Regions from separate parts of the Homo sapiens genome. Here region 1 is linked to region 2. The links are chromatin loops, found by intact Hi-C in ENCODE. Cell type or tissue: endothelial cell of umbilical vein. All regions are shown on one strand. Each heading gives the region's core, and the rest is flanking DNA. Links, peaks and the distances in the headings are about the cores only.

Region 1 (5,307 bases), core at 163-5,162, 400 kb after region 2:
CTTCCTTTACTTTTTTCTGCATCCATCTATATTTTGCTTTTTCATCTGTCATATGAAACTACTATTATTTAGCATTTCTTTATGCTCAGCCTTCAGTCCAATTATTGGACACATTACAGGGTGCTGGGCACTGGACTAAACACAACTACTGGCAGTAACAATTCTAATTATGATGATAATGATCATTGGTCCAGTTCTGTCTCTCAGGTGCTCTGTGGGACTGAGCAGGCATCCATGGACACACGCATGCTTTAATGGGCACACCCATGCTCTCCTTTCCCACAGAGAGGCACAGAGCTGAGCATATTGCTTCAGACCCAGAAGAATCTCCTCCATCCCAATTGGGTACAATTGTGAAGGAAATGTGTTGGAGGAAGTCACCTTCTGTGAGCTGCTTATCCATCAAGTTGCACTCTGTGTGGGTGTGTATCCTTCCTATCTTGGCTGTCTTAGGTCTCCATATCCTAGGCAGTAGCCGGGTCAGTATTCCTTACCATGCACATTTGGGCAATAGAGGTACTGGACAATATAGGTAAATTCACAACCAATTCTTTCCCTGCATTTTCTCCAAATCTGTGGACCAAATCCTACTTACCCATGGCCCTACAAAGTTGTCTTTCCTATCAACACTAACACACCACACCTTGTTTCTCCTAACCTTCCCAGAATTCCTTGAAGGCTTTCTGATATTTGAGGCTTGACAAAATTTATTCATGCATTGATTAAGCAGCTAGGATTTATTAACCACTGTGAAACAGAAATTTTGCCAGGCAATGAAGATATTTAGTTGAGTAAGACAGTGCTTCTGTATTCAAGAAGTCTACCTGTGACCTATTTTAACTGTATGTTTCCCTGAATTTGGGGCATTCGAATGGTATGTACTAAATGTCTTATTGGATGGTTCATCCTGGAGGAGCGGCTAATGGAGGCTGGAGTCAAGCTAGGTGTCTGGGCTCATGTCTACCTTCTTCTGAGTATCAGAGGGCAGACTCTGATGTTCTCAGAGATAGATGTTCTCATAGTCTTCGGCTGGAGGAAATGCCCTTGTTCATGCCATCTGTTGACCTGTAGCTACCATGTAGACCTCTCTGAGGGCCTGTGGCTCATCAGGAGATCCGATGGACACCTGAATCTCAGAAAAACTGACCTATGGCACTGTTGTGATGCACAGGTATAGGCACATCTCAAAACATACCCGTAAATGTCCCAAGTTTGAATATTTTCAAAATTATAAGCTTGTATATAGCTTATATATTTGCATTGTAATCCATTTGTACAGTACCTAATTCAATGCGAGCAATTACTAATTTGGAAATTGTACTGATATAAATAATTCCTCTCTTTATTGCATGTAACACTGTGTCAGTGATATAAAAGCTATGTGTGTATATATATACATATATATAATATACAGATGTATTGAAATAACTTTTCTATTTGTAAACATAATGGAATTACTGTAGAATATCACCCTCAAGGGAAGGAAGAAATACATGTGAGCACTTTCAGGGTAGTTTGCCTGCATCTGAGCAGTTGTAGATACTTTGGTGGTATAACTGGTGATGAAGAAGAAGGAGGGAAGTTGCAGAGGAAAGAAGCTTGGAGATGTTTGGGATAGCTTTTTTAATTTTCACTGGAGTCGATTGTGCTAGGGCTTGGTTTTGAGGATCTGTGGGTAAATGCTGAGAGGGGTGGGTGCAGTTGCCTAGGCACAAATATCTGAATAGAGCAGATATGGATGAGTGGTTCAGGGGAGGAAATATTATCTGCCTTCTTTTCATTCTGCTTCATGCTAGGCAGGGCAATGATGATTGGTTTTCATTCAGCTTGTGCTCCAAGAGTACCTCAGAAAATGGGGAGCCATTTTTCCCCAGTTTTGGTTTTTAGAGGTTTATATCCCCAACTGGCTATGGTTGGCTGGCAGCCTTTAGCTTCAGTGTAGCCACACATGATTTCACGTCGTCTGTACATTCTTCGGCAGGAACCTGCTCCTTTTACTTCCAGTGGACACAGAGCACTTCAGCTATGGGCATCCATAACTACTTCCTCCTGGATCTGAGGCTTTCTTGGCTCTGAGAGCTTCCTGGGTTTGCTGACCTCACCCCTGTGAGGAGGAGGATTGGCCCGGCTGCTGAAAACATACGTGTAATTGAAGGAATTCTATTAAGAAAAAGGAAAAGAAAAAAAACACAAACAACAAACTCAACCAGATACATCTTCCATGGCCATTGTTCAATGCTGGGAATCTGTGGTTCGGTGCCATGGTAGGGAAGGAAGAGTGACTGTGAGAGGCATTTCCTCACTGAAGATTATAAAGAGCGGGTGAGGCTGGAAGTGGCCGAGCGGAAATGGAGAATAGTGTCTCCCTCCAAATAGGGTGATTCAGAGGGAGTTGATTTGAGGGAAATATGTGACAATGGGAGCCTAACAACTAGAAATCTTGAAACAAAATGAAACAACACACCATTATCAGCACCTAACCAGCCAGGAGCTTCCGTAGAATCCAAGGGTTCCACCCCTTACTACGCGGTAATTAGCCAGACCCATGGATCTTCCGCAGTGTTTCAGCATCCTCACTCAGTGATACATTCTAGTCAACATTCCTCAGGCTGGAAAACTTTTCTCATGTCTCACTTGAATCTCACCTGCTGCAGCTGAAGTTCATTTCTCCTTGCTTTGTTCCGGGGGACATGGAAAAGAACCGGTCGCCGTTTTCTCCTTAAGAATCCTGCGGACATGTGATGAGTTAAAAACACATTTTCCCCTGCCCACCCCTACTTAGCTGTTCAGAACTCTCTGAATTGGTAAATTCTGGAGAAACTCTGTTAAATCTTTATGCTCAGGGGAACAAGATCCAGTTACCAAGCAAAATTAAAGTGCAGCAACAACACCCCTGTTCTGGTTTGTCAAGGAAAACCCTTTGCCTGGACTCTCGATTTCCAAACAGAATGCAGCACAGTTTAAAGAGTATTTTGTTTTCCTTTTCTGGAACCCATTGTGTGTCACGTCAGAGACAATGAGCTGCTCATACAGCTGCAGTTGTCCAAGTATTAAACTTCCCATGCAAGTCCAGGTTAGCTTGGAAGATAGTAAAACCGCTGGGTGAAGTGTGTGTGTCCCCGTGTGTGTGTCTGAGTGTGCGTAGATAGGGGTGCCCGGGGCGGAGGGCTGACTATGCCGTTTTCCAGCTTGAAGCATTCATGGCCTCTTTCTTTCAGGCTCAGGAGGCTGTCCCCACAGCAACACTCACACACTGTGGAACTGAATAATCATTGGCAAGATCTAGGGGACAGTAAGCCAGATTGGGCGGGGAGAGCATTCCATTATTATAACACAATGCCATAATAGGATACAAAATTCTTTTCATATTAATTCTTATACAACAGGAATCTTAAATCTCGACTTTTACAGTGGAAGGGGAGGTAAAATGCAGCCAGCTCTTTGTTGTATTTTTGTAACTAAAGTTATCTGATGCACCTTGGGGGGCCGTGTGGGCCTTAGCTGCCTGTACTCTGCTCCCTCAGTGTCTAGAAAGGCTTTCGTTTCTCCCAAGGAGAAGCATGGAGCTCATTCACACCGCCAGGCTCGGCACCTTCTCTCAGAGTCCTTCCCTGTGTGTGGGTGCTGCTCTTGGGAAACCGTCCCTCCCAGAAGGCTGTGCTCATTCTTCTTGCCCCACGACCAGAGTGCCTTTGAGTGTGGAGACAGACTGTAACCAGGTCTCCTCTGAGGACTTGGGCTTGCAGCGCCTGCAAAGCTGATGGGGACCACACTGGTCTCTGAGTGACATCCAGCCCCCACCCACCCACCCCTGAGGTGATGGCGAGATGCTCACTGCCAGGGCTGTGGAGGACGGGAAGCCCTCCTTCCCGGGCCACTCTTCCTGAGCCTGGCAGAACCCAGCATGTCCCTTGTCCATGTTGTTGACAGGCCAACTCACAGACTGGGCATGGACACTGGGACCCAAAAGCCTGAATGCTATTTCTAACTTGGCTGTGTCCCTGGGCTTTGGTTTCCTACCACAGAGCCTGGGTGGAGAAGTCACTGGGCAGGGGCTCAGCTAGGCGGCTGACTTGGGGTGGATACTGGGAGACGTGGGGATTTCGCTTCATAAAAGTGTAGAAAATGAGTTTAGCAGTCTTTGTGACCTCATCCATCTAACTCCAATCTCTGACTTTGGCCATGGTAGGGATTAAAATATATTCAAATAAACCCCTACAAACTCTGTAGCATTTCAATATGTCTTTGATAGGAATTTAAACTCTTATCCTGAATTCATTCTTGTACTTATTCTTGGAGCATACATTTATTTAGAATATTTCAAGAGAGCCCTTCCTAAAAATCTCTATAAACTTTAAGTGCAAATAAGCTGTGTTTGCCAAGCCTCCAGCCCCCAAGGAGATCAATTCCTTCTCAAGTACCCTACAAGTTTGGGGCTGCCCAGGCAATATTTCAAACCTGTTTAATAACACCTTGTGGGGAAATGATGACACATTTTCTTATTTTCCATTAGTTTTCTATTTGTTCTTTGAATGAAAGAGACTCCATATGTAAATGTGATTATTATTCTCTGAACTTCCTCTGTGCAAGTTGGGTACCAGAATCTCCTGGGTTGTTTGAACAGGATTCAGGCTGGAATTTCAACAGCCAATATCAATGAAGGAAAGCAATAAAATCCATGAAAAATTAACATTGCTAAAGAGTACCACAGGCCCCCCAGGGCTACAACTATGAGGGTCACCAGTAAGTGACCACGATTTAATGAAGTGGCGCTCCCTCTGATTAGGAAGAAGTGGGCCTGGCATCTTCTACAGCATAAATACCGTGTTTCTGAGCATGCCAAGCCAATGCTTTCAGCGTCTGAATTTTCTCCCAGCCTGAGCTGGCAGTGGACAGCAGAGGACATTCCACTGAAATCGGGCCATCGGGAGCTGAAGACAAAGGCAGCTGATTCAAGTGCACCAAATTGGAGTTTCTCTAATCAAATATATTAAACCCACCATCATTCTTGATTGTTTTAATGGGAAGAAAGGGCAGCTGTGGCCTTCATTTTCTAAGCATTTTATTTAGTGCCATGGGGGTTGGAAGAAGGGGAGGGGAGGGAAAAGTGGGTGGGAAAGGAAGAGAGGTAGAGATGGCTAAGAAAGCTACAGGAAGCTAATGTCTTTTGTCTTAAAAGTAAAATGATTTTGCATGCTGTTCAGATCCACACAGAGAGTTCCCAGAGCTGTTACTCACTAAGAAAAACTTGAGATAAGCAGTTGATAAAGCACTTTTTCATAGGAGTAGAAAAGCAGCCCCAGACCA
Region 2 (5,307 bases), core at 199-5,198:
GTAGTTCTGGTTGTGTTCCTCCAAGAGGCAGGAGAGGAGAATTGGAGATATTCAGAACATGTTTGGGAGGAATGTAGTAATCAGGGCACCCTTCTGGTTTAAGTTGTCTTTTCTGCTTCGCTGCTATTCAGAAAGTGAAAAGCTTTGTTCTGGAACTTTGAGATATAGATGGGTCTTTTGCTTTTAATAATTTAAGGTAACTCCTTCAAAGATATTGCAGGTCTAGTTCACAAAACAAATTGTACAGTGAGCTGAGAGCAACTTTCTCTGTCCTGAGTTTTGATGAAGTTGTTTTTTTTAAATCATGATCAGGATACAGGTCCTCAATTAGTTTGTCTGGAATTTAGTAAGCGGAGTGCTGGAGATTGGAGATCAGAGTAGCATGAAGATTGAATAAGATGGGGATTGCACATTCTGGTTTACCCAGTTTGGAAGAGTAATGCATAGGTAATATACAGGTTGTGTTGATGGGTGAGGATACAGATGTCACAGTTTGTGAGAATTCAAGTGTAGTGATTTATTTCATTTAATCTACTGGCAGAGCTCTAATTTACTTATGGAGCTGTAGAAACAAAAAATTTCTAATAGGGCTGAGTGCGGTGGCTCACGTCTGTAATCTCAGCACTTTGGGAGGTCAAGGCGGGTGGATCACTTGAGGCCCGGAACTCGAGACCAGCCTGACCAACATCATGAGACCCTGTCTCTACTAAGAATGCAAAAATTAGCCTGGCGTGGTGGCACACAGCTGTAAAAATATCTCAGCTACTCAGGAGGCTGAGGTATGAGAATTGCTTGGACCTGGGAGGTGGAGGTTGCAGTGAGCCAAGATCGAGCCACCTCACTCTAGCCTGGGCGATAGAGTGAGACTCTGTCTCAAAAAATATATATATTTTTAGTAGTTTTTGCTATAGTTTTATGAAAGTAACAAGACTAGTAAAATTATAAAACAATTGGCCTTTATGGTCTAAAGCGTTCTTATTTATAGCCACCCAGAATGTATCATCTGCTAGTCTCCACTCTGCTGTCTGTCCTTTCCATCATCCCTCTTGGGCGCCCTACCTGGCTGGCCTGCCCAGTAAGTATGGCACCAGGTTTCCTGTTCTGGGCCTCTGGCTGCTTTGTACTTCTCCATTCCTGGAGGTCTCTGGACCTTCAGCTGCTCAAAATTCAATTGCACCAACTTTGACTGAAGTGCACTGCTGATGATCCTTCTCTTTGTGAGCCTTGCCTCTTCCCTATGAGCTACTTTCTGCCTAGACCTCCTCATGGTGCCGTGTCCAGAACGTGGGAGCCACCCGGCTAGGAAACTCAACACTGCTGCCCTCCTAGCAGTAGCAGCAAGCTACAGCTTGCCCCCTTTCAAGGTGTTTGACCCTGTTGGATTTCTCATTGCTCCCCTTCTTGCTTTGTATTTTTTTTGGCAGGAAGAGTCTCTTTTATTTCTGAGCTGATTTGCAGATCAGAAACGATGGACCTCTGTTGAACTCTGAAGCAGTCCTCCCTCTCCACTTGGGACTGCTAGTCCTCTTGCCTTTGGTATAAAGGGGTCCTCCATCTGTCCCCAGGCCCCATCCTCCGAGAGGCCTTCCAGAACCTGAGCATTGTGTTTTTCTTTTTCAATACTTTAGTACCTTAGAAACCAGAAAGTGATAAATGAGGAGAGTAGGTATGAAGTAGAAGAGGATTTTGATGGCCAGCTCGTAAAGTGTAGCGTTAAGTGAAACATTGTGATGTGAACAATTTGGTATTTTTGAAAGTCCTAATGCTACTTGTACCAGGTGAAATGTTTAAATCTCTCTCAAGCCCCTAGCATTTTGATATTCTTAAAAAAGAAAAAAAAAGCCACACAGAAGGCATTAGTCCAGCGTGGTATGTTATTGAAACTGGAACGATATTGCAGCATATCTCCACATCTCCCGTTGACGGCAAAGCTGAGCCAGTGAAACAGGTGTGAGCCTTTGAGACTGCTGGGATAACCCATGCTGTGGAGATGGAAAACTAAACTTTTGAGTGAGTTTTCTGGTTTATTGGGATTCATCCTTGGTATATCAGCAGTTGTGGTTTCAAGGTTCCATATTTTAGTTCTTGTTCCACTTGATGGAACACTTGACATCTATCCTCTTCTGTAACTCCGCAAGAGGGGCATTTGGTTAATGGTCATTTTGGAAAGAAAGCTATTTTGGGGACAGTAATTGCCTGGAGTCTTTATGTAAGAAGAGACCGAAGAGTCTTAGCAAGGAGAAGGTTTCTGTTTGCGGCATTTGGCCCATAGTATAGTACACATTCCTGTTGTGTTGTTTTGTTTGCATCATTGGGCTTAGATGTTATTAGATATTACTAGTCTAATCCAATTCCTTGTTCTTGGAGAATAGGTTTCTTGTTTATCTGAATGGCTTTTCTTTGCGTCACTATGCCAGAATAGTCATTCTTGGACAGAAATGATGGTTTTAAAATCTCTCTTACATTTTAAGACCTGCTCTAGGGGTTGTAAAATAGTACTGCTGTTATTGGGAGGAGTTGGGTAGGGGCCACAGCAGCAGGGAGAGAGAGGCTCCCATCGTACAAACTTGCAGACTTTTATTAAAACGTATTTATTGATTGCAAATTATGTCAACAGAGTGAGGCTTTGGTAACTCTTCAAGTTACTAGTGTTTCCTTCTTTGCATAGTTGTTTCCCATCACCCTTTAAACATCTGCTGCTTCTGGTCTTGTCCAGTCATGCTTGAGTGATCAGCCCCAGAAGTCTGACAGCTCTTCCTGTCTTGACTCAGGACAGTCCAGGACAGCTGAGCTCCCTGCACTGAAACAATGGGACTCCTGAAAACTGCTCTGCTGTTGACATGAGAAGCACATTTCCTCTTTCTTAACTTCCAGAAAGTTACTGTGGTGGCTTTGAAATTTGTTCTGAAACAATAAGCTCAAAGGATTCTGTTAATCTATTCTGATTAATTTAGGAGGCAGCAGCATTCATTATTTGACTTATGTTAGTGGTTAATTAACCAAAGTAGAACATGTTCACTTTTTATAAATTAAATGCTGATAGAGTAACAAAGACGAAATATTTTACAACACAGATCCTTGAATTTGACTCTGAAATATTCTGTTATTTTGCAGCAGTTTCCGGTTTTAGTGACACTTACATACTGTTTCTATTATTAGCAAGTTTTGAATTTAAGTAACTTGAAATGGATATGAAAGTTGTTTCTATAAATAATACAGACTGTACTCATGTGAGAGTTTTTTTTCTTTAATTTCATTGTTGGCCTTGATTGGGGAGAAGATTTATATTTTATGCCAGTCTTTTCTTGTTTAGAATTGGCAAGAATTGGATTGAGTTGTATTAAACTGTTTATGTGAATAGATAGTTACTTTTGAGATGTCTTTGAATGTAGAATATTCTTGCAGCCATTTCTTGATGGTCTGCCTTGACTGTCTTATGGACAGTTGGCATCAGTGACACTTTCATTTATTTACTTATTTATTTTTTTTTAGACAGAGTCTCGCTCTGTCGCCCAGGCTGGAATGCAGTCGTTCGATCTCAGGCTCACTGCAACCTCTGCCTGCTGGATTCAAGTGATTCTTGTGCCTCAGCCTCCAAAGTAGCCGGGATTACAGGCATGCACCACTATGCCTGGCTAATTTTTGCATTTTTAATAGAGATGGGGTTTTACCATGTTGGCCAGGCTGGTCTTGAACTCCTGACTTCCAGCAATCTGCCCACCTCGGCCTCCCAAAGTGCTGGGATTACAGGAGTGAGTCATCACTCCTGGTCAATCAGTGACACTTTTAAATCACTTGTGTCCTTGACTCTTTTTATGTTGTCTTTATGAGGGACAGGCCCTTTATTCTACCAAGGAGACCTCCATAGTTGCTCATTCTGAATTCTTTCAGGAAGATTTGGTTGAGGGTTGTTCATTAGGCTGGGGCCTCTGCCGGGGTGGGTTGAGATTAGATGGATAACAGGAAAATAATCATAGTGCTTCCCAGCCCCTGTAAGTGAGGGGTCTTCTTAGGATAACTTTTTGGCTTGGAGTAAATGTCCCCCCCAAAATCTTAAACTCAGTTTAAGGGTGAAAACTTAAATATAATTTGTTCCTGGACTTTGGGATTCTGTGAACATTTGTTTGCTTCTGTTAGTGATGGTTATGGAGGGTTTAACCGCCCACATTTTCACTACCTTTTTAGCCCAATAAATGGAAAAAGAAAAGGTAGGCAGGGAATTTTGTTCCACTTAAAACATCAGTTGGCCTGTTCGGATTCAGGTGACTCAAGGTTTGGTAATGAAGCTAGAGAAGTCTTGTGCAGATACACTCAAACTTCCTGACTGTGCAGTTCAGGGAATTGTAAGTAGAGCCTGAGCAAGGAACACCTTGATTGTTGGAGAGGAAAGGTGGAAGATGAGCACTCCCTAATCCTCCTCTACTCAGTTTCTTTAGGGTTAAATGGGCATTTATTTAAATGTAGGATTCTGCTTGCCTGAACTCCCAAGGTTCTGTTAATTGAATTGAATCCTTTCTATCCTGGGCTTCCTCCCGCACCATAGCAGATGTGAGGATATGGAGCATAATGCAGTAGTGCTCTGTACTCTGTGTTATGCAATTTGAAAAGTGCCGTTCTAGCCCGAAAATGTTAGTGCATTGACTCTCTTTCACATGAAAGGCCTTAAAGTTTACCCCTGGAAGTCAACCTAGGGTGGCACAGAGGCAGAGACCCATTACCACCATCAACCCTCTGGCCCTTTTAAAAGGTGGGGAGAGGCTACTGTGAACACTGAAGACAGCACTTTAGTTGGATGGACTTCATAATTAATGTCTCATTAAGTGAAGACTTCCGTTTCATTTGGCTTTCCAGACCATTCGGTAGAAATGCAGAGGAATGGAGGGAGAACAGTGCATCTCAGTTGGCAGGCAGGAAGAGCAGATGTGGAAGAAGCAACAAAGATTTTCTCCAAGCACTTGAGCCGTGCTTTAGGTATAGATGGACTGTCTTTGGGGCCATCCTAGTAATCAACATGGTTAATGGCAGCTTCTCTCTCTGTCCTTGAGTCTTTTAGCAAAAATAAGTTTTTATTTGACTCCTCAAGCAAGGGTACCCAGCCTTGGAGAGGAGATGAAATTAAGATAAATCTTTATTTTTTCTTATTTGTATTTGAAGGGGAAGTTTAAAACTAGTCATGTAAATAGCTGTTTGGCTTATCTGGACTTTCCAGTCATTTTTGTTTTCCTTCCTTTCACGGATAATCAATCTTTCACTATCTGTTCGTATTTGCTTCTTATTGTGGTCTCCTGCTCCGCCCTGCCCACTCCC

The links. Peaks named below come from ENCODE experiments on the same cell type or tissue, not always from the same donor. Only the 100,000 strongest peaks of a DNase experiment are listed, where the experiment ranks them.
Region 1: it touches region 2 in a loop (6-fold over the local background); 3 of 110 quality-filtered maps call a loop at or near these places.

Annotation. Positions count from the first base shown.
Region 1 is chr13:40,191,370-40,196,676 of GRCh38, reverse strand. The region is part of intron 1 of LOC124903162; the gene reads left to right. It overlaps LINC00548 (long intergenic non-protein coding RNA 548), which reads left to right. Exons shown (of 6, transcript NR_033877.1): 6 at 286-2,168. Among named protein-coding and RNA genes, the nearest start is that of LINC00332, 12 kb to the right of the region's middle. In endothelial cell of umbilical vein, for the core only: no CTCF peak of the experiment used is centred there; DNase peaks (open chromatin) are centred at 2,266 and 2,906; H3K27ac peaks cover 3,534 bases.
Region 2 is chr13:40,587,288-40,592,594 of GRCh38, reverse strand. The region is part of intron 1 of FOXO1 (forkhead box O1); the gene reads left to right. Among named protein-coding and RNA genes, the nearest start is that of FOXO1, 77 kb to the left of the region's middle. RefSeq lists enhancers at 2,577-2,816, 2,827-2,886. In endothelial cell of umbilical vein, for the core only: no CTCF peak of the experiment used is centred there; a DNase peak (open chromatin) is centred at 2,784; H3K27ac peaks cover 4,137 bases.